Linked DNA regions of Mus musculus: all the other regions are linked to region 3. Evidence: chromatin loops called from intact Hi-C (ENCODE). Cell type or tissue: heart. All regions are shown on one strand. Links, peaks and the distances in the headings refer to the core of each region. The heading gives the core; the rest is flanking DNA.

Region 1 (10,259 bases), core at 650-8,649, 78 kb after region 3:
AGTCCTAGGCCCACAGCACCTGGAGGCCCAGGGAGGGCACAAGACACCTCCCTGGGTGAAGCTGGAGGTTCCCTAACCTGTGTGTCCTTGTGTGCGTGTGTGTGCGCGCGGGCACATGTTGTATCCATTCCTGTGAGTGTTCTCTGTGTGGTTGTTGTCCATGTGAACATTTCTGTCATTATCTCTCTTGTCCATTCATATTACTTTTACCTTTAAGGGTGGCTGGGGGTCAATCTTTAGCAGTTTCCCTTTGCCCCTAGGCTTGGGGCAGCAGATACTGTAACTTGAATACACCTTTAGGGTTACTCAGTGTCAGGTAAATGAACTGATCTCTTCCCAACAGAAGCAGCACCTGTCAGACCCTGAGAATCTGGGGATGAGAAAAGCTGTAGTCCTGGGCTTCCATGTTCTGCCTTTACGCAGGAGGCCCCTGGGGATCAGCCATGCACCCAACCAGCACGGGGAAGGAGGGGAAGCCCTGTGCTACCTACCATCAGTCAGATGGGCTTCAAGGAATCCTGCAGCAGTGGGAGAAACTTAATGGGACGGCCTGAGGTCATAGAGTTACATGGTCACACTGCCCATCCCCACATTAGGGGCTAAACTCTCAGGCAAGCCAAGATGGAGTGCCCATTGCTACAAGCCTGGAGTTCTTTGGGGACCATAAGGACCCTCAGCCTCCTACCCACAACATAAGCAGTATGGAGGAGTCCAGAAAGACCTTGGTAAGCTAACTCTTTGTGAGTGCTTCCACTAGTCAATCCTCTCTGGGTGCGTTCCTGTCCGCCCACCTGGTTCTCAGCAGCACAGGGGTAGAGGAAGGGGGCTTGAAGCCCCATAGGAGGCTGATCTTAGTGTCACCAACCTGAGACCACCTGCACAGGAGATGGACTCTGGCTGGGAAACCCATCTTCTCACAAGAGACATCATGTGGGGCCCTTCCAACCATGGAAGACCTTGTCTTGCTTCTTGTGTAACTTCAGGCTCCGCAGTGCGGTGGCTTCTATGAGAACTGGAACAAAACTCACTTGTCCAGATGACACGCAAAGGAGGGATGGCACCCCTTCAGGGCTGTGCAGGGCAGGTGTTCTTGATCAGTGGACAGCCTGCTGTCCTGTTGCTATGAGCAAGCAGGCCTCCCCGTCTCTGCCCCAACCCTGGCCATGGTAGTGGCTATTCAGTCATTTCCTGCTCAGCTGTTTCCTAGAAATGACAAAAAAGGTTTGTGACCCTGAACTTGTGACTTTTTGGGAATAGTGTCCTCATTGTGGCAGTTTTCTAAGTCAGTTAACAAACACTTCTGGCCCTTTACTGACCCCTAAGAAGCTAGGGTGAGAGTGGCCCTCAGCTTACAGAAGAAGAGTGGGAGCCCAGGGCTAGCCTTTGCCAGCCTTCCTTTGTTCTGTTACCAAGCTGACATATCTTTCTTTCTTCCAGATTCAGATGGTCCAGAAGACAATGGAGGGTCAGGGGTGTCTTCTTCAAGTTCAGAGGAGACCACTGTGCTCCCTGAGGCCCCCAGCACTTCCCCATAACCTTGGCAACTGCTGTTGCATAAGCTACTTTTATAAGTAAGAAACAAAGAGAGAAAATAAAAGAAGCTGTGTGCTATTTCCCACCATGGGTAGTTTTTGTTGTTGTTGTTTTTGTTTTTGTTTTTTTCCAGATAGGATTGAGAAATCCCTCTGTAGACCATGTAGGCCTCGAACTCAGATCTGCCTGCCTCTGCCTTCCAAGTTCAAGGACCACCACTGCTTGGCTGAGGTAGGTGTAAAACAGAACTTTCTGACTTCCCGTCCTATCCCAAACTTGCCTGGCCTGAGCCATTAGACCTGGTGCAGTCTCTCTTGAGGCCTCCAACTCCTAGCCTCATGGTTGGGCTCCCTTGGCCTAGAAAATGGACTCTTGGCATAACTCCAAGTGGTTCCCTAGTCTTTGTGCTGCTGGAAGCCTGAAATGGGGCACCAAGAACTCCTCCTCTGGACCCAGGACAACCCAATCTCCTGTCTGACTCTTCCCTGTACAAGGGGCCTCAGATTCCCTCCATCCTAATGCACCACGGTTACCATGCGCTACTGCCCTTCCTGACTTAAGGCTGCCCTCTAGAAGGCCCTCGTGTTGGCGGCTCCCAGGCACAGCGCCCCCGCCTCCTCCCGACCGAGGAAGGACGAGCTGCACCTGACTTGTCAAGGATCTACACAGACTCCTCACAAGAGTGCAAGGTAACCCAAGAGATCTCACACACACACACACACACACACACACACACGGCCTGGAGAGAAAGGGAAGCAGAGATGCCTTCCAATCCCCAAGTTGGGAACTCTCAGAGATTCAAAGGCCAAGGCTTTGGCCTCCAGCTCTTTCACTTACAGTCCTTACTCTTTGAAAACCACTCTGGGTATGAGAGACATCATCTTTTTCAATGAAGGCTATAGAGGCCCTGTGATCCAAACATGTCTTCAGAACTGCCTGCCTCAGAAACTCTTCTCTCCTGCCATTCTGCTGTATTGCTTTTACAAGGGCTGTGGGGTTGTTTTTTATTTTAAATATCCTCTATTAATCTTGCCTGTCTGTCTGTCTGTATAGTATGTGCGTGCAGCACCTTTGGAGGTGAGAGGGTGTTCAGGTTCCCGGAAAGCACAGTCACAGGAGATTATGAGCCACATGTGGTTGCTGGGAATTGAACCTGGGTCCTTTGGAAGAGCAGCAGTGCTCTTAACCAGGAGTGGCTGGTTACTCCACCCCCATGAGGGCTTATTGTTTGTAATATTGCTGTTCTGCTCCAATCCTGGAAGCTAGCTCTTTTGTCCTAATTCTGCTTTTTAAATAGAGTCCACTTTGGTTTCTCTTTTGCCGTGTGCTTTTGGTTGTCTGGTTTTGTCAGATGGTCAGTGGATCTGGGCAGGGTGTGGTAGTTATTCCTTTATCCCAGCATTTAGGAGACTGAGGTGATGGGACAGGACCTGAGGTTAGGGAGCTTGCTCAGTCGGCAAATGTTTCTGCTGCTCAATTGTGAGGACTGATTTCTAGCAGTCCCCATTGGAGGAGGTAGATAAAGGACTGAAGGAGCTGAAGGGGTTTGTAACTCCATAGGAAGAACAACAACCAGACACCCCCCCCCCAGCTCCCAAGGACTAAACCACCAAGGAGCACACATGGAGGGACCTATGGCCCCAGCTACATATGTAGCAGAGGACGGCCTTGTCGGGCATCAATGGGAGGAGAGGCCGTTGGTTCTGAAGGCTCGATGCCCCAGTGTAGAGGAAATCGAGGGCAGGGAGGTGGAAGTGGGTGAGTGAGTGGGTGGGGGAACACCCTCATAGAATCAGGGGGAGAGGGTGTGGGATAGGGGTTTGGGGGCAGGGAAAGGGGATAACAGTTGAAATGTAAATTAAAAAAAATTACCAATTTAAAAAAAATAGAAATTTTAGGGCTGGAGAGACTGCTCTTCTAGAGGTCCTAAGTTCAATTCCCTGCAACCACATGGTGACTCACAACCATCTGTAATGGAGTCTGATGCACTCTAATGGTGTGTGTCTGAAGACAGCTACAGTGTACTCATATAAAAACAAAAATAAATCTTTTTTTTTTTTTTTTTGGTTTTTTGAGACAGGGTTTCTCTGTATAGCCCTGGCTGTCCTGGAACTCACTTTGTAGACCAGGCTGGCCTCGAACTCAGAAATCCGCCTGCCTCTGCCTCCCGAGTGCTGGGATTAAAGGCGTGCGCCACCACGCCCGGAATAAAAATAAAACTTAAAAAAACAAAAAAGGAAACAAAACAAAACATGATGCTGTGGTTCGGTCCTATAACCCCAGGGCTCTATAGGTAGGAAGATCTCTGCAGCATGTTGGCAGTCGGTCTAGCCAAATCAACAAGCTTCAGACAGTAAGAGACCGAGGTGCAAAAAATAAGAGGGAACGCAATTGAGGAAAGCACCCAATTTTGACTTCTGGCCTCCACACACGGGACACGCCCACAGGGACACACACACACACACACACACACACACACACACACACACACAAGCCTGAGGGCAGAGTTGAGAGAATGACTAGAGAGAAGCCAGGGAGAAGAGGAGCCCAACAGGAACAAGGCTACCCTAACCTTTGTGTGCAAACTCCAGCCTATGTATCTAGCCTATGGGCTAGAGTGGCCCGCTCTATCCAGTTCTCCTAAATCTTCACTCAGGGACTCTGTCTCACACTTGTTTTGGTGACTACATAGATGGGGGCGCGCTCTCGCGCCGGTCCAGCATCTCTAAAGAGCACGGGTTGTGAGCGCCTCCTGGAGTGCGGTCCTGGATTACCACTCTCAGTTCTGCAGTGGCAGAGCAAGGGCTCGCTCCTTAAAGGTACGTGGCTTCTTGCACGTATAGTGTATTAGATTTATTGCCCCCACTTCCTGCCCCATTCCCACACTACATAAACTAACACTACCAGGGAAGGAATCTCTGTCTATTTGGGCTACTGAATTTCTCAGTGTAAAGACCATAAGGAGCAAACAGTGCATGGGAAGGAGAGCTGAGAGCCCAGATTTGAGATTATCATATTGCAGAGGGCTTATAGTTCCGCTCATGTACAGAATAGATGTGTGGATAACAGTAGACCTGTGGGTGCGGGGTGCTGCATTAACTCTGAGGTGAAGGGACAGCAAGGCAACCGTGGAAGCCTGCTAATCCCAGGACGGTTTCAGCTATGTTAAAAGCAAGAAAGAGGTTCAAGGCAGAGCAAGCGTCCTCCCTGGGGGAGAAATCCTCCTGCTTCTGCCTCCCAATTAGTGGGATTACAGGTGAGCCATCACCATCCCTGTTCTTAAACTTCGGCTTTCAAAACAGGGCTCCTTGTGTCCTCAAACTCCTGATTACTCTTCCCTTACCTCCCAAGTAGCTAGGAGTCCAAATGTGGACCATCATACCAGGCCAAACTGGCATTATTCTGTGTTTGAGGTTGTCTCAAAATCCTCAAGGGATGGGATTGCAGATGTGGCCACCACACTCAATTTTGTTTGTTTTCAAAGATCTGTCTGCCTGTCTATTTATTTACTTATTTGTTAGCTATTTGAGACAGGATATCTCACGCGTATGAGCATCTGCCTGCATGCATGTGTCTATAATATGTACATGCCTGATTTTAGAGGAGGCCAAAGAGGGTGTCAGATTTCCTAACTGAATTTTGTCCTCTGTAAAGAGCTGTTTAAGTGCTGAGAATCGCTAAGGCAGTGGTTCTCAACCTGTGGGTCACAACCTCCCTGACAAACCTCTATCTCCAAAAATATTTACATTATGGTTCATAACTAGCAATATTACAGTTAGGAAGTAGCAACAAAAATAATCGTATGGTTGGGGGTCACCACGGTATGAGGAACTGTATTAAGGGGTCACGGCTTTAGGAAGGTTGAGAGCCACTACCTAACAGTGTTTCTTTTCAAAACGGTTTGTTTTTGGAGACAGTCTATGAAGAATCAGCTTCCAGGACTCGCTGTGTAGCCCAGGATGGCCTCATTCTCCTGCCTCTGTCTCCGCAATTCTGAGTTTACAGGCTTGCCCCGCCACACAGGGCTTCCCATTTTCTCTCTAAAAGTTAAAAGTTTTTTAACTTTTAGATTTCTGAAACCAAAACCAAAACCAAAACCCTTATCTTTCTCTTCTACTTACTTATTCACCTATATTGTTGTTTTTAAAACCCAGGGTCTCATGTAGCTCAGGCTTGCCTTACATTCACTATGTAGCTGATGAAAGACTTGAATTCCTGATTCTCTTGCTTCTGTTTCATTTGTGCCACACACATTCAGCTCCTGGATTCTTATTTAAATATGCGATCTGTTATTGTCACTATTTCAAATCTCAGATAGTCCTGGATTGGGAGAGGGGGGTATCTAAGGGTTTCAACGTGCTGCATAAGAATGTTCTTTGGAGGGCTGGCGAGATGGCTCAGTGGTTAAGAGTGCCGACTGCTCTTCCGAAGGTCCAGAGTTCAAATCCCAGCAACCACATGGTGGCTCACAACTATCCGTAACGAAATCTGATGCCCTCTTCTGGAGTGTCTGAAGACAGCTACAGTGTACTTACATATAATAAATAAATAAATCTTAAAAAAAAAAAAGAATGTTCTTTGGAACTGGCTCAGTTATGAAGACCATTGGGCTGCTTCCAAAGGACCCAGCCTTGATATCCAGCACCCACATGGTGGTTCATAACTCTGGGCAACTCCAGGAGATCCTATGCCCTCTTTTGGCCTCCACAGGCACCAGAAATGCACATGGTGTACAGATACACATGCAGACAGAACATCCAAATACATTTTAAAAATACACTTAAAATATGTCAGAGTTATGTTTTTTAAAAAATAAAAAAGAAAGGAAGGAAGGAAGAAAACTGGGTGGCAGTGGCGCATGCCTTTGATCCCAGTACTCACCGTGCTAGGGTGGCAGAGGCAGGCTGATCTCTGAGTTTGAGGCCAGCCTGGTCTATAGAGAGCATTCCAAGACAGCCAGGGCTACGGAGAGAAACCCTGTCTTAAAATAAAAATAAAAATAAAAAATAAAGAAATAAAATACTTAAAATGTAAAAAAGAAAGTTCTGAAGGTCACAGGCCTAAAGACGCACTTAAGCCAAAGCTACAACTTCGTAAGAATGCAGTCAAATCCTATAAAAGTCCTGTTCTCTCTATCAATAGCGCTGTCATCCTTTTAGTGATGACTCCCAGCCTGCATCCTTGCTACAAATTCACCTGTCGCCCCGCCCTCCCGGATGCAGTAGCGGGACCATGGGTTGTCCCGCCTTCTTCCTTGTTAGTAGACCCGCCCCTGATGCTGATTGGCTAGGGTGTCAAGTTGACACTGCGCAGAGAAGACCCGGAGAAGTGGTATCCGCCTCAGGAATGGCTCCGCGCCTCTGCTGCGCATGCTCGCTAGTAGTTTCTAGGCTTCCCAAGCAGGCGTCTCGCGGGGGCGCGCGCGCGGGCACGGGCTCGCTCCCCAGGGGGCAGTTGGCGGCGGGAGCGGGCGGCGGGGTCGTGGTTCCTAGAGCAGCCCCGGCTGCTAGGCCGGCGCCTGCGTTGGCGGACACTCACACGAAGGATCGGGTGGCTCAGCCGCCGGAGAGGCAGGGCCCGCTGCCGTCGGTGAGGACGGGCCCCTGCGGGCGGGAGGGTCGGACCAGCGGAGCGATGCCTGGTCCGGCTATCCTGGGGTCGCGCCCGGTGCTGGGGAGGGGCCCCAGCTCTGTAGCTCGGGCATGGGGTGCTTCTTTGTCGGACATCCACGATGCGCCTCCTTTCTACCTGATCTCTCCATCAACCCACTCGACTCCTGTACCGATCTTAACACCTCTAAATCCGGGACCACACATTCGCCCATCTTCCTTGAACCGTGTCCACCCATTGCATGTCCATCCAGCTCTGTCCTCCGTCGCGGCCCATCCTTGGCGGCCGCAGGTCCCAATGACCTTGCACTTTTTGCCGGTTGTTACCCCTCCTCGTTCAGACTATAGGTTGCCCATTGTGGCTTTCAAACTTTGTGACGCATTCTAGACTGAGAAAGATGTTTTATGTGTATATTCTGTGCCTGAAGATAGATTTCGTGAATCGCAAGTTTAAAGAGAGTCGCTTACCAATCTCACATGACGCAGATCTATTTAGGCTGTGTTCTAATTCATTCCTTTCTGTTCCGTTCCATTCCATTCCAAATGACTGACTTGCTAACCCATTGATTCAAGACCTAGCTTATCTGACAGTTTTAAACCCCCCTTTACTCCTTACTCTACAATCAGATAACCATCCCCAAGAAAGATCTTTTTGTTATGATGTTTTGTTTTTAACTTCTTTGCTTTCCAGGGTCCTTACCATTGCTGGGGCTTGGTTTAGATTTCTGGTATGTTTATCTCATTGTTCTCCCAAGTGCCACTAGTCTGACTTGTGGGAACAAAACAGCATATGAAGTAGAGGAGAGCTGATAATACATGCTCACTTATGCAGATGAAGATGGCTTTGCTGGGGGAGGGATGTGAAGCTGAATTGTTAGGTAAAGGAATCCGTCTAGCCAAGATTCTCATCTAGGAGGATTGCGGAAATCTATCAGTTGGCTTCCCACATCTCATGTGGGTTTTCCTTATCATTCTGAGTGTGTGTTTGTGTGTCTCTGTGCATGCATACACAAGGCTGTTTATCACTCTCTGCCTTATTCCTTTTTGTTTGTTTGTTTCAAGACAGGGTTTTTCTATGTAGCCCTCATCTGTGGGCTTCAGGTGGGCCTCAAATTCACAGAGCTCCTCCACCCCCTGCCTCCTGAGTGCTGGAATTAAAGGTATGTATCACCATGTCCTGCTGCAGCGTCTGCATTGCTGAATCGCTTTGGAACAGTATCCTCAGTTCACTGTCCCATCCCTCCTCTCCACCAGGAGTATTGGTTCCCCGGTGACTTGAGAAAAGAGGTGGTAGTGGGTTTTATTTAGTACATAAAGCCCAAAGGTGCCAATAAACATCGTACCCTGCCCATCCCAGGGAAATGAGATCAGGTCTAGAATGGCACCAGTGCAGAGCTTGTGAAACTCCACATTAGAAGTCTGGAGATGCCGGGCGGTGGTGGCTCACGCCTTTAATCCCAGCACTTGGGAGGCAGAGACAGGCGGATTTCTGAGTTCCAGGCCAGCCTGGTCTGCAAAGTGAGTTCCAGGACAGCCAGGGCTATACAGAGAAACCCTGTCTCAGAAAAACCAAAAAACAAACAAACAAACAAACAAACCCCAACAACAAAAAAAGAAGTCTGGAGATTGTTCCCACCTTCTCCTGTCCCCAGAGTGATGCTTGCACACAGACTCCCAGGGTGTGATGGAAGGAAGCTGAGGAGTACTGTGTCTAGTCTGTGTTGTAACCACAGGGTTTATTAACCAGGTAGAGTGCTCTGCTCTGTCTGTCTCAGGACTCGTGGAAGAGGCTGGTGGGAGAGAAGCCACTGAAATCATGTAGAACATTTCTTACTTTAAAAAAATTTTTAATTAAAAAAAAATGGTTTGAGGCCAAGATTTTGTCATGCTATTTAAAATGGTCTTGAGATCCTGGACTCAAGTGACCTCCTGCCTCAGCCTCTCTGTAACAGAGATTATAGGTGTGAACCACTATGCCCAGCTCAGGAGGGTTTTGTTGTTTGGGGTGGGTTTTTTTTTTGGTTTTTGGTTCTTTTGGTTATTATTTATTGGTTGGTTGGTTGGTTGTGGTAGGGTCTCACTGTATTGCCCTGACAGGCCTGAAATTCCTTGTATAAACCAGGCTAGCCTCTACCAGAGATCCTCCTGCCTCTCTTCCACATTGCTGGATTAAAGGGATATGCTACCATACTTGTTGTCTTCAGGACTTTTTTTTTTTAATAGACAACAGGGCCTCCTTTTTCCTTTGCTCAGGACCCCGCTGAGCTTGGGTGAGGAACTGGACTTGTGAATGCTTTATGCACATGGATGAATCTCACTCACAGTATCTCATTCACTACTGGAGGGGTGGGGATCAGAGGAAGAAGCCAGGAATAGATCTACCATCTTATTTTTTGAGACAGACCCTCACACTGAGCCTGAAGCTCACAGTTTCAGCGAGGTTGGGTGGCAGCAAGTTCCTGAGATGTGCCTGACTCGGCAACCCAAGTCTAGGCTTACAGGCAGGCATGTGACCCTTCCCATAGGTGCTGGGGAGTTGAGCCTCAGTCTTCACACCTGTACAGCACTCACTCTTACCCACTGAGTCGTCTCCCATGCACCACTCTTCCTACTTTGCAAGTGAGATTAGCTAGAAAAGGTTTGGAGCTTGGCCCAAGTCTCCTGTCCAGCAAGGAGCATGGCAATGTAATTTATCTCCCATGTAAAGGTAACTGTTGCCTCTGCTCCTAGCTGACAAGAGAGGCATCTGACTTTCAGGATTTTAGTTAGACATTAGGGACTGGACCTAGTTATGTCTGAAAGGCACTGGGTAATTTCGAATATTTCAGGGCTTCTTGCCGTGCCTTGAGCAGCTGTGACCAGCAGCAGGGCCATGTGTCAGAGCAAGCCAGGGGAGTGCCGTAGTCACCCAGCTCTGTGACCTGAGTACTGAGGGAGGAGAGGTGGAAAGAATAATCACAAACTTTAAATGTATGAGTACACTGTCACTGTCTTCAGACACACCAGAAGAGGGCATCAAATCCCATTACAGATGGTTGTGAGCCACCATGTGGTTGCTGGGAATTGAGCTCAGGACCTCTGGAAGAGCAACCAGTGCTCTTAACCACTGAGCCATCT
Region 2 (10,259 bases), core at 1,560-9,559, 100 kb after region 3:
GTTGTCTCTTGAAAAATTTAATGAAAAATATAGACTACCACAAAAGAATGCAAATAATGTTGTGTGTTTGACTACAGGTACCACATACATAAAGTTTGTAAATAATTTTATTTCATGGAAAATTTGTTTTCATGGAAAAAGTGTTAGTGCCTCATGCCATTAATCCCAGCACTTGGGAGGCAGAGGCAGGCAGATTTCTGAGTTAAAGGCCAGCCTGGTCTACAGAGTGAGTTCCAGGAAAGCGAAAGCTATCCAGAGAAACCTTCTCTTTAAAAAAAAAAGGGGGGGGGTTGGAGAGATGGCTCAGCAGTTAAGAGCACTAACTGCTCTTCCAGAGGTTCTGAGTTCAATTCCCAGCAACCACATGGTGGCTCACAGCCATCTGTACTGGGATCTGTTGCCCTCTTCTGGTATGTTTGAAGAGAGCAATGGTGTACTCGTATACATAAAATAAATAAATAAATCTTTAAAAAAATTAAAATAATACACTAGGTTTAGTGGCATATGCTTTTAATCCCATCGCCACAGAGAGAGAGGCAGGCAGATTTCTATGAGTTCAAGGCCAGCCTGGTCTACATAGAAAGACCTTGTCTCAATAAATTAATAAAATGATGAATAAAACAGCCATAGGCTATTACAGATAACATTTATTGGTATGAAAACAACTTCAGTGATTTATTTAATGAATTACTAGAGGGAGGAACTGGAAATACAGCTCAGTGGTAGAACACCTGCCTAGGATGTGTGAGACCCTGCATTTAATACCCAGAACCACAAAACTACCCCAAGAGTGACACAGGTTACAAAAACTGATTGAAGAAGAGATTAGAGCAGGAACTGTCGTGGGAGTGGTTCCTCCCTTAAATGACTGTGGTCCTTGTGATGTTGTTCCTCAGCATCACAGTGAGTCAGAAGTACCCAGCCCAGCCACTCTTAACATTTTTGATCCCAAAAGCTGTTTAGGGGTGATTTGTGACCATATATTAGATAACAAAGACCCCCACCTACAGGTCTGCTGGATCTCAGGACAGCCTCCAGGCAATGAACAGGCTTTGTCTTTGCTGAGGAAAAGGACTAGCCGTGCCAGCCAGGCCTGGTGGCGCACTCCTTTAATCCCAGCACTCGGAAGGCAGAGGCAGGAGGATTTCTGAGTTCGAGGCCAGCCTGGTCTACAAAGTGAGTTCCAGGACAGCCAGCTACACAGAGAAACCCTGTCTTGAAAAAACCAAAAAAAAAAAAGAACTAGCCGTGCCTGCAGACCTAGCACCACAGAGGCCAAGACCAACTCCCTGGGCCAGTTGTATGGTCAGTTCCAAGCCTGCCTCAGCTGTATAGTGAGATACAGTCAGCAAACAAATACAAACGAAAAAAACCCAAAATAACTCACACAGAGACCGTAAATATACCTTTAGCGTTTTGTTTGTTTATTTTTTGAGACAGGGTTTCTCTGTATAGCCCTGGCTGTCCTAGAACTCACTCTGTAGACCAGGCTAACCATAAACAAAGATCCACCAGCCTCTGCCTCCCAAGTGCTGGGATTAAAGGTGTGCACCACCATGCCTGGCTTAAATAAACCTTTGTAATGATGCACATTTCTCTGTCATCAGGAAAATCAAAGAGCAAAAACTGAGCAGCCAGTCCTGCTGAAGTGAGTCTTCTCTGGAGCAACAGAGGAGCAGCTGGCACCCCAAATGCTTCCCATCCTTGCAGGCGTTTCCCATCCTTCAGATGCACTTGATGACAACTCTTCCAAAGCACCCAGGACTGTCACATTTCCTCAGAGGTCTCCCAGGAGGAGTGCTTGGACTTTGGGTGGTAACCAAGCTGGATGGGTGGCCTGCAGGCCTGTCCCATGCTGCTCTTACCATCCTGACCTTAGACAGCTGTGGAGAACTGTGTCTGGATGATATACCTCTGCCCTGCTCTGCTCTCCAGGCCTCAGCACCATCTGCTTTCAGAGCACACTGCCTTGCTCAGAGCTTTCCAGTGGGCGTGATCCCGTGTGCGCTCCATGAAGTTCAGCAAAATGCAGTCACCCCAAGCCAGGATATGTGCAGGAACTTCTTGCCACCCTCTGAAGACAGTGCAAGTCACAGCAGGGTTTGTTTTGCTTTGTGGCATCTTTTAGGGGCAGGTGTGAGGCCTGCCTGCTCTTTAGTCTCTTGCTGCTTGCTAAGGCTCACCCAGCTCTGACTGTGGCAGAGCGGAACAGGCTAAAGGCTTCGCTCTACCTCCCTGGCAGACTTGGCACCCTGCGTTCTTTCCCAACTTAAACCTGTGTCCACAGTTCTTGGGAGCCAGCCCAGATGTCAGGAGGAGGTGACACCATGTAGGCATGCTCTAGTGGCAGCGGCACCACTGAGGGTTGCTCACCTGGTGTCGCATGATGCACCAGGTCAGTTAGATGGCATCAAAGCCACCTCCTGTAGAAGAGTTTAGCAGGACTCAGGAGCCATGCCAGCAGTGGCACTCTAATGTCCCCAGGAACGGCAGAATTTCCTGCGTGCTGCACCCTGGCCAGAGCTGTCCTCATCATGTCATAGAGCTGCATGCTCCTCTCCCTTAGCAAACAAGCCGTGGAACAGCCACCCCTGTGGGATAGTAATGGCCTGGTGCCTGCCGCTGTCTTCTGCTCATCTGATTCCCTCAATAAACCCTGTGTAGTCTCATGGTACAGAGCTGCTGTGTGTCAGTAATAGTCTGCGCTGCCACAAACCACATACCGCCTGCCAAGTGCTGGGGACATTGTGGATTTGGTTGGTAACTCATGGGCAATGGTGTTTGCTTGGCCTAGATCAAGACTTGGAGGGGACCTGCTGAGGAGCTATCCCCAGCCCTGGGGAAGGCTTGAAGAGTGGGCCATGTACTACCTCTCAGCTTGAGTTCTTCTGAGCTCATGAGAATGAGTTATAGTGAGCCACAAATGGAAGCAGTGCCCCAAGTGAGCCACAAATGGAAGCGGTACCCCAAGTGAGAGCCACAGATGAAAGTGGTATCCCAAGCAAAGGCCAGGTTTGCCTCTTGAGACGCTGGGCACCTCCTGGGCAGGCAACTCCCCACTTTTCATCTTCGTCATTAACTGGCTCTGATTACCAGCCATCCTGGGCCTCCACCTGAGATTTGTCTCCAGTCAAAAAAAGACAGTCTGAAGGCTGGGGAAACGGCCCACTTAGTAAAGTGCTTACTACATAGCTATAAGGACCTGAGTCAGATTCCCAGCACCTCTGGGGCACATGTCTGTAATCTCAGCACCAGGTAGAGAGAAAGGATTTCAAGTAAAAACTCGATGGTGGGGTTTGATTTGGGTTTATGAAACATGGTTTCTCTGTGTAGTCCTCCTTCTAGGTAGCTGTCCTGAAACTTACTCTGTAGACCAACCTGGCCTAAAACTGAAATCCACCTACCTCTGCCTCCTGAGAGCTGGCGTTAAGGATGTGCCACCACTGCCCAGCAACTGTGGGATTTAATATACATTTCCATCCCTCTACTTCCATCTCACCTGGAGACCAACTACTCACCTTGCAACGGGAGGCTTCCACACCCACTTCTCCTCAGGCCCCTCCTCAGCCCGCCAGTGCAGACTCCACAGTTCCTGCCATGGGGTCCTCTCCCTGGCTGTGTGTGTCAGGTGTGATTACCTCACTTAAGGACCAGACACCAGAGATGTACTTAAGGATGTCTCCAGGGCCCACTTGGTCTTTAGGCCTTCCTCCACTTGCCTCAGCCTACAGCCTCTTGCTCGGGAAGATATCCAGTACTCCAGGGAGACCAATCTTGTTCTTATTCTGCAGGACTGTAATAGACTCAGTGTGACCTTCCTGACCATGGCAGAGGCCCCTGCCAAACAGGAGGGTATTAGAGGCTTGGCACGCTTTCCTGCAGCCCTAGACACTTGTGCCCTGTCCACGCTGGTCTCACTCCACACTGCCCCCAAGCCCACCAGCCTGTCCTGTCCAACACACACTACTGCTTTGAACAATTTACCAAGATCAGCTGCCAAACACTCCCTGTTATTAGCTCATGCCTTTGGTGAACCAGGTCTCTGGGAGGTCTGAACAGTGTCCTTTGCCTGGAGGCACACACAGCTTCAATCAAAGTGGCAGCCCCTAACTAAGGCTGGTAGCTCATCCTCTCCTGTGCAGCTATGGGCAGAAATCTAGACTCCAGACAGTTCACTGGCCAAATCAGGCCCTCTAGGTTCATCACCAGCATCTTTTTTGTTTGTTTTTTGTTTTTGTTTTTGTTTTTGTTTTTTTTGTTTTTGAGAATCAAGGTCTCAAATTCTATGTGCCTATAGTCCCAGTACTCAGGGAATCAAGGTATGAGGATCTCAGATGAGGCCCGATGGGGCTACCTAACAATTTGCACGCCTGCCTGAGCTACATAGCAGACCCCACTGAGAGTTAAGGCCAGGCAGTGCTTTGTTATCCAGGCTGACCTTGAGTCCTAGACCCAAGTCATTCTGCTGCCTCAACCTGCCACATTTAGCTTAGACCACAGGCATGCACCAGTGTTCCTGTCCCCATCTCTTACTTAACTCAGAGACAGTTTAATTAATTAGAGACTATAATTAATCTGCATCAATCCCTCCACCATCTCCACACAGTGTGACATAGTCAGAGAAGAGTGTTGGTGCATGCAGGGTTACGTCTACACTCCAGAGAACTGGCTGGTGAGCCTGTGCATCAGCAGGGGCAGGAATCACTTTCAGATTCGACTTGCCATGGCCTAACTAACCTGCCATTACTAATTCACCCTCCCTGACCCAGGGAAGCTCAGCAAAAAAATAATGAGGTGATCCTGGGTGATCTCAGGAGTCCAGGTCACAGTGGACACAGGGGGCCTGCAGCAGTGTCCTGACCCAGAAAGTTCCACAGGCTTACTGCTCACCAGCCAGGGACCCCTGATGTGCTTCAGTAGGCCCTGCCTTCTCTGGTGCCTGGGCTCAGCCAAGAGAACTCAGGGACTACAAAGGGTGAGATTGCAGTGGCCCTTGCCATGGTCCCAGGAAGGAGCCAGCTGGGACATGAGACCCCAAAGCTCTGCCTGGGCAATGACAGAGATTTGGGGAGTGGAGGTCAGACATAGCTTCCTCTGCCTGCTGAGACATTCATTGGCCACTCGCGAGGGCCTTGTGCTTTTGCTTCTAGTCCATGGCTCCCCTTTGGGTCACAGTGTCACCCCTACCGCACCCCCAGAGGAACAGGCTACTGCTAAGATGGAGTAACCAGGGCCTTGACTTCTTGAGGTGACTCTGGGGAGAGAAAGCCTTGATGCCACAACCCAGAGACAACAGACAGTTCTGCTAGTGTGTCCCCTCCCTCATGCCTGACACCCGAGGGATGAGGATCCAGCCCTCACCCCACATTACCCTCCTCCCATGGATTCAATCCTTCATCCACATTAACAGGTGCAGGGTGCTTGGCCAATACCACGACCTCCTCTGAAACACGGAGGTCTCTTCAGACCCAAAGCCGAGGGGCTGTCCTGGTACCAGTAGGGTCTTCAGAGGGACAGTAGGGAAGGCTGTAGAGGGCCATGAGGCTCTGAAGAGAGGGTCGCCAGCTGGCCCTGACCCGGGCTGTGGATGAAGACAAGCTGTAGCTCTCTCCAGTTTGAGGACACCTCCAGCCCTCATGGCAAGGGCTGCTGGCATCTGGACCTCCAGGCCTGGGCACAGAGAGAGTCATGAGAAAGAGAGGAGAAGGTTCTAAGGAGATGGCTGTGGGCAGAGGCATGGAGTCAGGAGAAGGAAGGTACCTCTTTGAGACAATGGTAAGCCAACGCCAGGAGGGCCAGGAGGGCCAGGACACCAGCAGCAACTGGGACCCCCACAGGCATTTGCAGCTCCCAGCTGGTGCCGTAATTTTCCTGCGGAAAGAGAAGACAGAGTCAGAGGTCTGGGGAAGCAGGACGAGAGAATGGGCAGGATACAGTTCCTACCTTTCTGCTCCAAACCAGCGGACTCTGAAACCAAGTCATGGTGGTTCCTCACCAACTACTGTTGGGTCTCCAGGATCTTCTTCCCAGAGGTCCCCACACCCCTGACACCCCCTCAAGTCAGTCAGTGTAGCAACCACCAGGCGAAGTCTGATTGCAAATGACTGGACAGGGCCTTTCTGTTTAGCCATCTCATCCTTCGAAAGTGAAACCTTTCCTTCCCAGGCCTCCTGTGAGGGAGGGGCAACGAAGAACCAGCATAACCCATAGCCCCAGGTCAGTAGCCGCCCTTCCTGAGAGGCCCCTCCAGAAGAATTTTATGGCTGGAGCAGACAAACTGACTCCACCTCTCAGAATTACCAACCTAGTCCAGAATGGCAAATTCCAATAAATCACCGAGAGTTCTCTGGAAACAGTTCTCTAGCACCCCCTAGAGGCTGGAGGCAGATGTAAATAGCAAAGGTAGCTACCCTCTGTGCCTCCCAGAGGCAAGACTTGCAAAACTGCTGGACACATATTTCCCCAACTGTGGCATCCCAGTAGGGAAACTGAGGCAGAGGAAGCTCAAGAAATTTAGATGAACAAAGTCATGGGTATCCATGGCTGAGTGTTCCCTAGCCCCGACAGGCTGTGAGCACTTATGACAAGCCAGCAGCAGCTTATGTTACAATGAAGGTGAGTGTGGGACTGGTGATATGGCTCAGCGGGTAAGAGCACTGACTGCCCTTCTGAAGTTCCTGATTTCAAATCCCAGCAACCACATGGTGGCTCACAACCACCCGACAAAGGGATCTGACGACAGCTACAGTGAGTGTACTTATGTATAATAATAAAAGTCTTTGGGCTGGAGCGAGCAGGAACTGAGTGATCAGAGTTGACTGGAGCAGACAGAGGTCCTAAAAATTCAATTCCCAACAACCATATGATGGCTCACAGTCATCTGTTCGGCTACAGTGTACCCATATACATAAAATAAATAAATCTTTTTAAAAAAAAAAAAGGTGAGCGTCGTACACTGAGGCAGCCGAGGCAGCCCTCTCACTTCTCACTGAAGTACACTGAGGCAGCCCTCTCTCTCACAGTTGGCCAGGTGGTGGTGCAGACAGAGGAAACGGACATGGTATAGCAGTAGGCTTTTGAGACCCAAAGCATCAAATGGCACCTACACAACGTCTTACTTATGACCTATGACCAAGGAAGGTGTGATTCAGAGAGGAAGGTGTAATTATCGGGAAGTGAGAAAGACAAGCAGACTCTGAGGTGGGGGAGGGGAAGTGTGAAAGCAGGCATGCATGCAGAACACCACGTGCCACCGCTGAGAGACCCGGATATCCAACTGAGAATTGTGGGGTTCCTTTTGCTGAGTCTGCATTGGCATCTACCCTCACTCTGATGGGCTCAAATGCACCCTGGGAAATGTCCTGGGGTAATGCCACCCAATGTCTCTCTCTACACACACACACACACACACACACCTTGAGCTGGACAAACCTGATATCATGTGCTTCCAAGGAAATACAAGCAAAGGCCACCCACCCTCATGTCCAAGTTTTCTGTTCTTGTCTCTCTGCTGTCGCCACATAACAAGTATGTGCAGGTAGTGACAGATCAGGAAGCTTCTTTGTTCACCAGGGTCAGGGTCTTAGGCACTGTGACCCTATACTAACTTTCAGTACTTTGGTTTCTCCAGCTGTGAAAAAGCTCTCCCAGGGAGCCTGCAGTGGGATCGCAGCTCTCAGTGGAGGTGTGGGGAAAGTAATGGGACTTATGGTCCTGGACAAAGAGAACTAGAAGGTGGGCATGGTGGCCAACACTTTTAATTCTGTCATGCAGGGGGCAGAGGCAGGGGAATACTGTGAGTTCCAGTCCAACATGGTCTATTATGGCAAGCTCTAGTCCAGCAGGGCTACAAGTAAGACCCTGTCTAAAAATATATAATTTTTTTTTCTAAAGAGAGAGCTGTTGGGTGTGGTGGCACACGCCTTTAATCCCAGCACTCGGGAGGCAGAGGCAGGTGGATTTCTGAGTTCAAAGCCAGCCTGGTCTACAAAGTGAGTTCCAGGACAGTCAGGGATACACAGAGAAACCCTGACTGGAAAAAAATAAAAAAATAAATAAAAACAAAAAGAAAGAAAGAAAGAAAGAAAGAACAAGAGAAAGAAAGAGAGAGAGAGAGAGAGAGAGAGAGAGAGCTACCTGGTGTCCCTCCCTAGCCACATGGTTCTGTGGAGTTAGAGAACCCCAAAGATGTGATAGGAACAACGGTGTCAGTGCCCAGCACCTAGAGCAGACTCTACTTGAAACCAGGCTCCAACACTGACTAGCTAGTGAGCCCATAGTTGCCAAAGGCCTCTGAGCCCCAGTTCATGGACCTGCAGAATGGGGAGGTGCAAATGTTCCCCTAGGGCCATGGGAATGCTGACAAGCTGCTGCCTGCACAGGGCTGAGTGTGGAATGCTGGGGAAGTGTGTGTGTTAGTGGTGCGGGGCATGTGGCCTGTCTTACTTTTCAAAGGTTCCTCAGCCACCCCAGACTGGAACTTGTGGCAGGAACACACTTCCTCTTTCCACTCAGTGTCCCCAGCCTGGTAACTGAATACCATCTCTCTCCCTTGTCCCTTTGCAGGAGACAGGACTGGGCAGATCCATCCTAAACTCTGGAGAGTTGTTTTAAGGCCCACTGTTCGTTGGCCAACTCTGCCATGCATGAGATCATGGACATTCACTTGTGTTCTTCGCTTCTTCCTCCACTGGACTGACCCTCACATAAAACGTGAGGGGAAAACTACAGAGCTTCAACATTCATTTTTGCCCTCCGGTGGAAAGGGAAGGACAGACAGGTCTTCTTGGAGTGTCCTTGTTAGATATCTGGAGGGCTCTGGTAGAGTCAGTACAAGAGGGGGACTCCCGGCTGGATCCTCATCTTGGCTGCTGAGCGAGCTGCCAGAGGAGGCGCCACTCACTAGCCTACAACCTAAAGCAAGTCCGTCTCCTTGGAATACCCCACCTCTATCGCACTCCCTCCACCCCCTCGCAACTTGTGGTAGCCCCAAGAACCTTCGCATGGGGCGCCAGCTACACAACTGTAGGGCTCCCACAGCTAATCTTTGATCTCTGCCACGTACACTTGGGCCTCTCAGAATGCTCCCTGTGAATCTTGTTTCTCCATCTGCTTCAGGACGTGTGTTAGGTGGCAAACGCTCTCAGGACGGTCAGAGCTGGGTCAAGTCAACCTGGGTCCAAGGTATACAGAGGTTAGTTAGTAAAGGGTGGGCAGGCTGGTCTGATGGGCAAGGGGTCTGGACAGGGTAGGGCTGCCTAGAGTCCCCCACCCCCCCATCTCCCTCCCCGGGTCCCCGCCCCCGCCCTCCCACGCACCTGCGCTGGCCTCCCCCCAAGCCCCGGGGCAGCACTGGGAGATCAGAGGACTCGGAGGAGTCGGGCTCAGGGGGAGGGGGCGGGGAATTTCCCCCCACGCTTGCCTGGGCCTGCTCCCCTCCCCCTCCCCTCCAGGTGGGGGGCACCGCTTGGGGAATTCCGCCAAGGCAAGGCTCCGGAGAGCCTGGGCTGGGGTCCTAGGGAGTGGAAGAAATGGAAACGGGAGAGGGGGCGGGCTGGAACCGGGGGCGCAGCTGCCTTCCTCCCCAGACACCAGCTGCCCCTGCCTGTCGTGGACTAAGCGTCCACGATTCCTGTCTGTCTCCCGCGATCAGGGTCAGGGAGTGGCGTTTTCTTATTCAAGCCAGCCGCGGCGGGACCTGGGGAGACAGAAGCGTGAGGATTCCGGGAAAATGTGCGTGTGAGCGTCTTACAATGAATGAATGGATTGAATGGGAGCGCGCGCGCACTTAAATCTGGGTGCCTGTGTCCTTTTGACTGGGTGCAGTCGTGGGAGGGAGCCCTGTAACTCTCCCGTTAGGGTCCTCTAGAGGTCTGTTAACCTGGTATGTGTCCCTCCATACTCTCCCAATAGAACCCACACCGACCATGGAAAAGAAAGAAGAAAGGGTGGGAGGCATGTGTTGGGACGGTGGGGGTCCCGGGGATCAGGCGTGGGAGGCGTCTGGACCTGCTGCCTGCGCTGCAGTCGCAGGCGGGGCTTCCAGCCTTCCCTAGGGGGTGTGGGACAAGAGGGGAGGGACTTGTAGGGACACAAGGGGGGCAGGAGGCAGTGCTTTAGAAACCTGGGTGAGGGAGTCTCAAGGTGCAAGGCACAGTTCGATGGGGTGAGTGTGGGGACCCAGGCAGGACCCAGAGCTAGAAAGCCGAGCCTGAAGTCACCTCCGGCCAGATACCTTCCCTAGAGACCCCTGAAGAGCG
Region 3 (10,259 bases), core at 667-8,666:
CATCATGCTGTGCACCTCCAGCCTTAACCCCACTGGGTCAGCACTCTAGAGAACTCACTGACCAGAGGAAGAGCAGGGACCCCATTAGATAGTGAAGGCTGCTCAGTCAAAAATGAACTCCTGGTAAGCACTGTCCACAAGGGCCTTGGCAGCAAAGATGACAGGAAGGTTGTGATGCAGGCCCAGTTGGCATCTCTTACCCATTGCTGGATGTAACACTATCCTTCTGGTTATTAGATGCTAGGAGGACATCTGGGAGCTGGCAGTAGCCAGCTGGTGATGAGCTGTTGTGGCAGTGTTTTAATGCACCCTCTGTAATGGGCATTCTTTGCAAAGACTCCATATGGGTCCTGTCTGAGGGTGGGGACTGGCCCTAGGAAAGGTGTCAAGACTGGCTACCCTGCCACCAGCTCCAAACATCCTTACGTTGATTTGTGCCAATGTGTCCCCAGCCAGTGACCCAGCACATGGTGCCAGGATCCAGGGGGTCGCCAGGTTTCGGGAGGCAGACTGGAAGCATGTAGTCATTGAAGGAGATGGGTGAAGCCAGCTGCACCAGGGCAATGTCTCCACTGCTGTGCTCGTCCGCTGAATAGCTTGGGTGCTTGATAAACTGGGCCACAGCTCTCAGCTCCTTCGGCTCATTGTCCTCAGGGTAGGAGGAGATGGTACCCAGCAGTACTGTGTAGATAGACAGGGACTGGCCCCTGGGAGAAGGGGGAGGTTGGTGGATGAAAATGAAAGACAGTCTTTATGCAGAGACTCTAATACTGCTACTGGGCTTTTCTGAGAGCTAAGCACACCAAAGCAATGCCAAGCACCGCCTTTAATGACCACCATTAATGATCATTGTAACCCATAAATCTGCCATCACTTCCTCCATTTTTCAGGTGCAGAACAGAGCTAGGAAAGTCAAGTCACCCATCCAAAGGCCCCTGGCTATTGAGCAGTCTATTTGAGACCTTGGATTCTTGGAACCTAGACCGATGGGTCAACGTGTAAGAACGCTTACAGTACAAGCATAAAAACTTCAGTTTGGATCTCCACAACCCAGTGAATAAGCCAGGCCCAGTGGTGTGCAAATCTACAACCCCAGTCTGTCCCTATGGAGAAGCGGGAAGTGAAGACAGGAGAGTTAATAAAAGCTCCTGACCAACTAGCCCGGTAAATACAGCTGTGGACAAAAAGAGAAGCCTGGTCTCAAAAAGCAAGGTGAGGGCTGGAGAGATGGCTCATCAGTTGAGAGCAGTGACTGCTCTTCTAGAGGACCTGAGTTCAATTCCCAACAGCCACAGGTGGCTCACAACCATCTGTAATGAAGCTGGTGCCCTCTTCTGGCCTACAGGCAGAACACTTACACATATTAAAGAGAACACTCTGTACATATACATTTAAAATAAATAAATAAATAAATAAATAAATAAATAAATAAATAAATAAATAAATAAATAAATAATAAAAACCAACAGTAACAATAACAAAAAAGAAAAGTGAAAGATAAGGAGTGACCCCTGAGGGTGTCCTCTGACTGTCACACATGCACTGTGGCATGTCTGTGCCCACATTCAAACACTCATGGCCACATACTTCACATATGCTCACATACATACACAAAGACCTTGGGTTCTCAAGGGCTGATTTAGTAACTGTCCCCCCCCCACCGTGTGTGTCTGCATGTCAGTATGTCAGTGGGTACACAGGTTCCTAGGCGTGTACAGAAAGCATAGGGTAACATCAGATACCCTGCTCTATTACTCTTAGCCTTGAGACGGGGTTTTCCACATAACCTAGAACTGTACTGGAAGTCAGCAGTCCCCAGAGAGCCTCGTGCTCCCACATACACCCCAGGCATAAGCCACACTTGGCTGTTTGCACTAACTTGGGCAGGGGATTCAAACTCAAGTCACCTTGCTTGTGCAGCAAACCCTCTTACCCTCTGAGCCATCCCTTCTATACAAGAGTTGATTTTGAGGAATAACAAGACAGGTAACTGAGATATAAAATGGCATGACCCTGCCTCATCTCCTGCCATAGTAGGCAGGAGCTATGGTTCAAATGGAGAAATGAAGTCATCTGAAAGGAATGTAGGGAAATCCAACAGGCCCCAGCCCACGTGACCCATAGGGAGACACTCACTGGTTGAAGCAATGGGCAGCAGTCAACACCCAGTCCTCAGCAATCAGAGATCCCCCACACACGTGCGCCCCATTCTCCCGCACGCTGACCTGCCAAGGCCACCGGCCCAGCTGGGCATCTTGTCCTGACACGATGCGGCCTGATGTCCTGGGACGTCCACACACTGCAAGGAATCAGTAGGATTGGGTGATACATGGCTATTCTGCCCTTCTCTATACCCTCAAACCTGGCTCGTTTGTCACAGCCCCTGGGAGCTTGACCAGTGTGGGCCAGAGGATGTCTCAGGTACCTGGTGCCTAATAGCACCTGCCTAGTATAAGGCCAGAAGGAGCCAGGATCAAACAGCTCTCTGGGTCTGCCTCCAAACCTATAATTCTGCTGCCTCCTTCCTGTAATCCCAGCACCTGAAGACTGAATCAGGAGGATCAGGAGTTCAAGGTCAGCTTCAACTATGCAGTAAAATGGAGGCCAGCCTGAGCTACAATGAGACCAGGAATCAAAACTAAAAGAAACAGAATAAAACTAAAAACAAAACAAACAAAAAAGCCACCCAAACAACAAAACCTGCATTCTACGTATCTTCCCGAAGCTCCCGTTCCCCATACACCACCTCACCTGAGTCCAAGTCAATGCTCCTCCTGCCTGTCGTGGTAGACGGGCTGTCAGAGTCGGTTGGGAGGACCTCACTCCCCAGAAGAACTCCAGGAAAGAAGGTAAATAGGATGGCAGGCAGAGCCAGCTCCATGGTACACCTGCTGGGGCCAAATACTCCAGGAAGAGGAAGAGGGACTGCAGCTCTGGTGTGGTTTCAGGACTTGCCCTGGGGTGGGGCTCAGCCTCCACACCTGCCCTGCAGCCTTGGGAGAGGCCTCACATGTCCACTGTCCCTGGGCACAGAGACCCTGACTTCCCTACATGCTTCATGCTCTGGGGTCCTCTGGTCCTCCCCTTCCTGATCCAGGAACCGCAGCATCCACGGCCCTCAACTTTCATTGATGCAGAATCATTGTATAGTATGCCTGGCACCCTCGGGAGCCTTCGTGTCCATCGCTGTCCACCAGAGGGCAGCCATGGGCCTAGCTCTAGGCAGAAGGGCATGCCAGCATTGGGCTGGAGGATGAGGCATGTGGACATCCTTTCAGACTCCTGTGGTATTTGTCTTCTCTAGAAACTTCTCTTCTGTTGGCTGCCCTTCACTCAGTCTCTAGGCAACTCCTTTCAAAAAGGATTGTTCCCAGAAAGGCTCACTGGCCTTCAAACACCCAGATGCCCCCACTGAAATGGAAACTGTACACAGTAATTACTTCGCCAGCTGCAGTGTCGCTTTATGCTTCAGTCCCAGACCCCATCTTATCCAATATTAAAGTCTCCACATCCATCTCCATCCTGTGTGCAATGTGTTCACCAATATATTTATAATTTAAAATAAAGAAAACAAGGGCTTAGGCTATAGGTCAGTTGCTAGAGTACCTGCCTGCATGCACAAAGCTCCGCGCTTGATCCCCAGTACCTGCATAAACCAGATGAGCTGGTGTAGCACACACCTGCAGTTCCAGGGCTCAGGAGGTAGAGACAATTGAGTCGAAAGTTCAGAGCTAGGCTACAATACTGAGTTTGAGTTTATGGTGGTTTGAATGAGAATGCCCCCCTCACCTCCCTTAGGCTCATATATTTGAATGCTTGGTCTCCAGTTGGTAGAACTATTTGAGAAGAACTAGGAGGTGTGGCCTTGTTAGAAGAGGTGTGCCACATCCCATGGGGTGGGTGCTGAAGTTGCTTTTTTTTTTAATTGTATATTTTCTTTATTTTTTCTATTTATTTATTTATTTATTTATTTATTTATTCATTTATTTATTTATTTATTTATTTAGATTTTTCGAGACAGGGTTTCTCTGTGTAGCCCTGGCTGTCCTGGAACTCGCTTTGTAGACCAGGCTGGCCTCGAGTGCTGAGATTAAAGGTGTGCGCCACCACGCCCAGCAGGATATTTTCTTTATTTATATTTCAAATGTTATCCCCTTTCCCGGTTCCCCCTACCCAAAACTCCCTATCCCATTCTCCCTTCCCCTGCTTCTATGAGAGTGTTCCTCCACCCACCCACCCACTCCCACCTCCAAGCCCTTGATTCCCCTACACTGGGGCATCTATCAAGCTTTCATAGGACCAAGGACCTCCCCTCCCATTGACTCATGACAAAGCCATCCTCTGCAACATATGCAGCTGGAGCCATGTGTACTCCTTTGTTGATGTCCTAGTCCCTGGGAGTTCTGGGGGACTGGTTGGTTGATATTGTTGTTCTTCCTGTGGGGTTGCAAATCCCTTCAACTCCTTCAGTCCTTTCTCTAACTCCTCTATTGGGGACCCTGCGCTCAGTTCAATGGTTGGCTGTGAGCATCCACTTCTGTATTTGTAAGGCTCTGGCAGGGTATATCTGACAATCATATCAGGCTCTTTTCAACATGTACTTCTTGGCATCCACAATAGTGTCTATGTTTGGTAACTGTGTATGGGATGAATCCCCAGATAGGACAGTCTCTGGATGGCCTTTCCTTTAGTCTCTGCAGACGTTGAGGTTTCAATAGTCCACACCAGGCCAATGTCTCTCAGCCTGCTGCCTGTGCATCAGGATATAAAGCTCTCAGCTACTGTCTAGAACCATGCCTGCCTATCTTCCATCATGATGATCATGGGCTAATCCTCTGAAACTATAAGCTAGCCCCCAGTTAAATGCTTTCTGTACTGGCTAGCTAGGCCTGATGGCATGCTCTTGTAGTCTGCTAGGGAAGCAAAGACAGATTACTGGAGGTTGCTGGCCAGTCAAGTCTCATCAGCAAGCCCCAGGCTCCAAAGAGTCTGTCTCAAAATAAACAAACGGGGGTAGAGAGCCGGAGAGACGCTCTGCTTAAGAGCACTTAGTGCTATTGTTAAGGAACAGGCTTGGATTCCGAAAACATGGCTGCTCACAATCATCTGTAACCTTAGTTCTGGGGATCTGATGCCCTCTTCTGGCCTCTGTGGGTACTGCATGCGTGTGATGCACTTAGATCCATGCAGGAAAAACTCTCAAACATATAAAACAGAAATAAATAAATCTTTAAGAAAGGAAGGAAAGGGGCTGGTGAGATGGCTCAGTGGGTAAGAGCACCCGACTGCTCTTCCGAAGGTCCGGAGTTCAAATCCCAGCAACCACATGGTGGCTCACAACCATCTGTAACGAGATCTGACTCCCTCTTCTGGAGTGTCTGAAGACAGCTACAGTGTACTTACATATAATAAATAAATAAATCTTTAAAAAAAAAAAAAAAAGAAAGGAAGGAAGGAAAGAAGGAAGCAAGGGTGATAAATAAATAAAGTAGACAACGCGCGCATGCGCACACACACACACACACACACACACACACACGAGGGAAGTGCTCAAAGAACTGCAGATAAGATTCCTAAAGGCCCTCCCTTGGGTTATAAAAGCAGTTAGTGAACTCTGAGAGGACAGAGTGCATTGCTGGCAGAGCTGCCTGTACTTTGAATCATTCTCATCTAGTGTGTACTTCCGGTGATGCAGCTGCCTTGAGTGACCCATGTTCTAATCAGTAGCCCCCATATCAACCCACTCGTTCACTGGGCTACACGTGGGCTGAACCTCTGTGTCTGTTATTGGTGTCCCGTCTGGATGAATAGGCCGATCTGTTATTTTCTTTCCCAGGAAAAGTCATACAATACTCCCTAGGAAAGGGGAGGGAAGAAAGGGAACGAGGAGGGGGGAAGGGACGAGGCAGCAGGGAAAGTGGGGATTAGGAAAAAGCAGTTGTGTTGGAGAATTCCTCCAAGACCAGAGCCAATGCCTATCCTGTTAATCTCTGGTCCTTAGGTCTCACACCTATCCACAAGCGTTTCTGTGTTTCAGGTACCTGGTTCCCTGCTGGGTGCAGTACTGGTAAATATCCCTGGGCCTCTGGAGGGTTTAACAGGATGGCAGGGAGCTGTAGACCCCTCCTTCCCAGGCATGTCCACCTTGTTCCTTATTTCAACAAGCGTTGCTCTGGGAATAACCAACACATGCTTCTCCCTCGTTAGACCTCACAACCTAGGATACCTCCCTGACACAGACAGCTGGCCTGTACAGGCCTTCAACACACTCTGCTTTGTAACAGGATGGGGGGTCCTAGAGCCTGGCTTGCTGTTCGGATTTTTCAAACCCTTTATTTTAGTTTAACAATTTTTTTTAAATTTATTGGTTTTTTTGTGCATGAGTGTTTTGCTTGCAGGTATGTATGAGCACTGTTTGTGTGCCTGATACCTCTGGCTGCCAGAAGAGGGTGCCAGATCCTCTGGAACTAGAGGTACAGATGGTTTTAAGTTATAATGTGGATATTGAGAACCAAACTCTGGTCCTCCACAAGAATAGCAAGTTCTCTTAGCCACTGAGCCATCTCTGTCACCCAACTAACACTGTCATGGAAAAAAATGTGTGTGTGAACGCATGTGTATATATTTGAGTGTGTTGTGCATTTATATGTATGGATGAGAACACATGTGAGTACACATATGTGTGGAGACTAGAGGTTGGCACTGGGTGTCTCCCTCAATTGCTCTCCACCTTCTTTTCTGAGAAAAGAGCTCACTGACTTAGCTAAACTACCGGATCAGTAAGACCCAGGGATGCTCATGTCTATGCCTCTAGCCCTGGGATTACAGACATAGGCCATTGTACCAGCTTCTTACATGGGTTCTGGAGAGCTGTATTAATCAGGGTTCTCTGAAGAAGCAGAACTGGTGTGTGTATGTGTGGTGAGAGTGCACTCATGTGTGTTAAAAGAAGATTATTAAAGTGGCTTACAAGCTGTGGCCTGACTAGTCCAATAATTATAGTCTCTCAAAAGGAAGACCAAGAATCCAGCAGTTATTCGGTCCATGAAGATGGATGTCTCAACTGGTCTTTAGTCTGTTAGCGTCCTGAAGAAGCAGGTATTAATATCAGCAAAGGAACACAACAGCATCGGGATAGATGAACTTGCCACAGAGGACAAGCAGGCAAAAGCAAGAGCTTTCTTAAGTAGGCTGCCACCAGAAGGTATGGTCCAGATTTCCAGGTTATTCCGTCCCACCTCAAATCCCCCACAAGTGTGCCCAACTGTTTGGACTTATTGACTCTAAATTTCATCAAGTTGACAACCAAGATTAGCCATCACTGTATTGCCTGAGCCATCATCTGCCCAGGTTTTATTGTGGAAAGCATTTATTACATATTACTATAACAATAGGAAGAGACTCCAGCCCTGACTCCAGACTTGAAAATGCTGCAAATGCAGAGCTAATGTTCCATACTCTCCTTTTGCTCCAATATCTCAGCCCCACAGTCCTCACCTCTGCTCCTCTTAAGCCTTTCTTCATTAGCTAGGTCTGCTTTACCATTCATCTCTTCTGCTGAAGTGCTTTAGCTAGAAGTTACAGCTCACATTTCTAGTCACATCCTTAGGGTCTCATCACTATTGTCTGATGTGTACAGTCTTTCTAAGGGAAGCCAAGCAGGGATGATGTTTAATCCCAGCACTATGAGTTGGAGGCCAGCCTGGTCAACAGAAAGAGTTTCAATAAAGCCTGGACTACAGAAAAACCAAAATTAAAAAAAAAAAATCCCTTTTTAAAGAGAAATTTAGGAGACCCACCCCCAAAGAGTGCTGTTCATGTTTTAGCTCAATTTTCTTCATTCTTTTTCTTTTCTTTTTGCAGTACTGAGGGTTATGCTAGGCACATCTTCTACAGCTAATCTATCCCTAGATCTTTGGGTTGCTGTCCTAGTTTCTTTATGTTGCTGTGTGTTGGGAACATAGACGTCCTTGTGCTCACCAATAAGTACTAGAAAAATCAGGAATGTTAAACACATAGAATTGTCTCTTCAACAGAAGAAAATGTCTTAGTTAAGGTTTCATTGCTGTGAAGAGACGCCATGACCACAGCAACTCTTATAAAGGATATTTACTTGGGGCTAGTGTACAGTTTCAGAAGTTTAATCTATTATCATCATAGTGGGAGTCATGGTTCCATACAGGCAGACATGGTACTGGAGAAGGATCTGAGAGTTCTGCATCTTGATCCTCAGCAATGGGAGACTGTGCCACACTGGGCATAGCTTCAGCATAAGAGACCTCAAAGCCCACCCCCACAGTGACACACTTCCTCCAACAAGACCACACCTGCTCCAACAAGGCCACACCCACTAATAGTGCCATTCCCTATGGGCCAAAAATTCAAACACACGAGTATATAGAGGGTCATATTTAATTAAACCACTACAGAGATAAATAGCCTCATTTCAATGGAGGTGACCTGTAGGCTTAGATTTTTCCCAAAACCTACTTTAATAAGGGTTCTTAAACACATCAACCTCTCACCAGAGGTAGGAGCAAAGGCATGTTAATAGGAAATGGGAGTTCTGGACCTGTTCAGAAATAGTTCTTTGGGGCAATTCCAATCCTTGTCAGCAGTCCAGTCCAATAGTGAACCCCAAATACAATACAATACAATACAAGACAATAGTGAACCCCAAATACAAATCAATAGTAGCCGCTCAACCCAGCAGAACTCGAGAGGCTCTGCCAAATCGGCACCACGGCAAGAAGCAGCCAGCACGCCACCAGAAATTCTGTGGTGCGTTTATCTCTGCACAGTCATGACAAGCGAAGATCTGAAGACCAGCAAGTGTTGCAAGGCATACCAGTGCAAGAGTGTCACTCACAGTCTGTGGGGTTCTACTTAGACTCTTTCCAAACATCACACATCCTTTCAAGTGTCTGCTGCAGCAAAACACCCTCTCACAAGACAACTTCCAGAAAAGCATCACATGACACAACTGAGTCTCCAAAGAAATCAGAAATTTCCACTTCAGTGGCCCATAGCCTAGATGACCCCGGTGGTATCATGTAGGGCTCTACATGGGTCCCCCAGGCTCTCACAAGCAGGACTGGAGATAGTTAATAGCCTAGGTGACCTGTGTGCCCTCTGTATGATCCAGACCACACCAGATACTCCCCAAGCCCTTAAGGTAACACATGTAGCCTATCTCTAGAGCCCATCTTCATGGAAGAAATACCGTACTTCGAGAAGAGTTTCAAGGTAATTATACCTCATTGTGCACACAGAATTGCACTATATCAGGAAACTTCTATCCAAACTGTACTGTACTTAAATATGCCTGCAATAAACTACCCAGTGTTAGACTCTAAAAGTTTGCACCAAAGCTGGCTACAAGTCCAAGTCCTGCTGAGCTGAGCTCCTTCCTGTCGCTTGCAGGTTGTTACTCTGCTGGCCCTGGTTCTGCAGAGCTCCCCGAAGCTGTGAGCTAAGAGAGAGAGGGGGAGAGAGAGAGAGAGAGAGAGAGGGAGAGAGAGAGAGAGAGAGAGAGAGCCTGAAGGATGGCAAGAGAGTAGCAAAGACACTTCCCACCAAGGCTAAGGACCTAACTCAATGCCTGGAACCCACATGCAGGAAAGAATCATCGTGTAGAAGTTGTCCTCTGAGCTCAGCACTCGTGCTGTGGTACGTAAGCACCAACTCACACACACATACATAAATAAATGTAGTTTAGGAGCTAGAGAGATGGCTCAGCAGTAAAATTGCTTGCTGGTCTTTCAGAGGATCAGAATATGGTTTCTGGAAGCCACATCAGACAGCTCAACTAATTATGACTTTATTTCCAAGGAATGCAAAGACTTCTTCTGGTCTTCTCCAGCACTCAAACACACACACACACACACACACACACACACACACACACACACATACACACACACACACACACACATTTTTAGAAGCCAGACAGAAAGACAGATGTGATGGCACACACCTTTAATCTCAACACTCAGGGGGCAGAAGTAGACAGATTTCTGTGAGGTCTACAGATTGAGTTCCAGGACAGCCAGGGCTGTTACACAGAGAAATCCTGTCTCGAAAAGAAAGGAGGAGGGGGAGGAGGTAGAGGAGGAGGAAGAGGAAGAAGAAACCACCAAAGCCAGACACAATGGTGCATACCTTTAATCCCAGCACTTAGGAAGCAGAGGTAGGCTGTGAGTTCAAGGCCAGCTTGGTCTATAAATCAAGTTCCAGGACAGAACACACAGAGAAACCTT

The links. Hi-C counts contacts between places; a loop is a spot of excess contacts. Peaks named below come from ENCODE experiments on the same cell type or tissue, not always from the same donor. Only the 100,000 strongest peaks of a DNase experiment are listed, where the experiment ranks them.
Region 1: a loop joins it to region 3, with 4 times the contacts of the local background. A loop is called at or near these places in 19 of 42 quality-filtered maps.
Region 2: a loop joins it to region 3, with 4 times the contacts of the local background. A loop is called at or near these places in 8 of 42 quality-filtered maps.

The regions. Positions count from the first base shown.
Region 1 is chr17:23,768,278-23,778,536 of GRCm38, reverse strand. It overlaps Flywch1 (FLYWCH-type zinc finger 1), which reads left to right and starts at 6,935. Exons shown (of 8, transcript NM_001357994.1): 1 at 6,935-7,122. Flywch2 (FLYWCH family member 2) reads left to right here. Exons shown (of 3, transcript NM_029798.4): 3 at 1,438-1,621. The coding sequence ends at 1,535. In heart, for the core only: a CTCF peak has its summit at 4,289; DNase peaks (open chromatin) are centred at 4,256 and 6,856; H3K4me3 peaks cover 1,957 bases; H3K27ac peaks cover 1,265 bases.
Region 2 is chr17:23,745,212-23,755,470 of GRCm38, reverse strand. It overlaps Flywch1 (FLYWCH-type zinc finger 1), which reads left to right. Exons shown (of 8, transcript NM_001357994.1): 8 at 1,608-2,676. The coding sequence ends at 1,630. 9530082P21Rik (RIKEN cDNA 9530082P21 gene) reads right to left here and starts at 6,235. Exons shown (of 3, transcript NR_015472.2): 1 at 5,761-6,235; 2 at 5,372-5,670; 3 at 1,406-3,793. It overlaps Kremen2 (kringle containing transmembrane protein 2), which reads left to right and starts at 9,642. Exons shown (of 10, transcript NM_028416.2): 1 at 9,642-9,732. In heart, for the core only: CTCF peaks have their summits at 6,379 (motif pointing left) and 8,889; DNase peaks (open chromatin) are centred at 5,500, 6,250 and 8,960; H3K4me3 peaks cover 1,221 bases; H3K27me3 peaks cover 2,681 bases.
Region 3 is chr17:23,846,419-23,856,677 of GRCm38, reverse strand. It overlaps Prss32 (protease, serine 32), which reads right to left and starts at 2,906. Exons shown (of 5, transcript NM_027220.2): 1 at 2,752-2,906; 2 at 2,137-2,299; 3 at 427-707. The coding sequence starts at 2,881. In heart, for the core only: CTCF peaks have their summits at 1,342 (motif pointing left), 3,192 (motif pointing right), 5,146 (motif pointing left) and 6,434 (motif pointing right); no DNase peak of the experiment used is centred there; H3K27ac peaks cover 199 bases.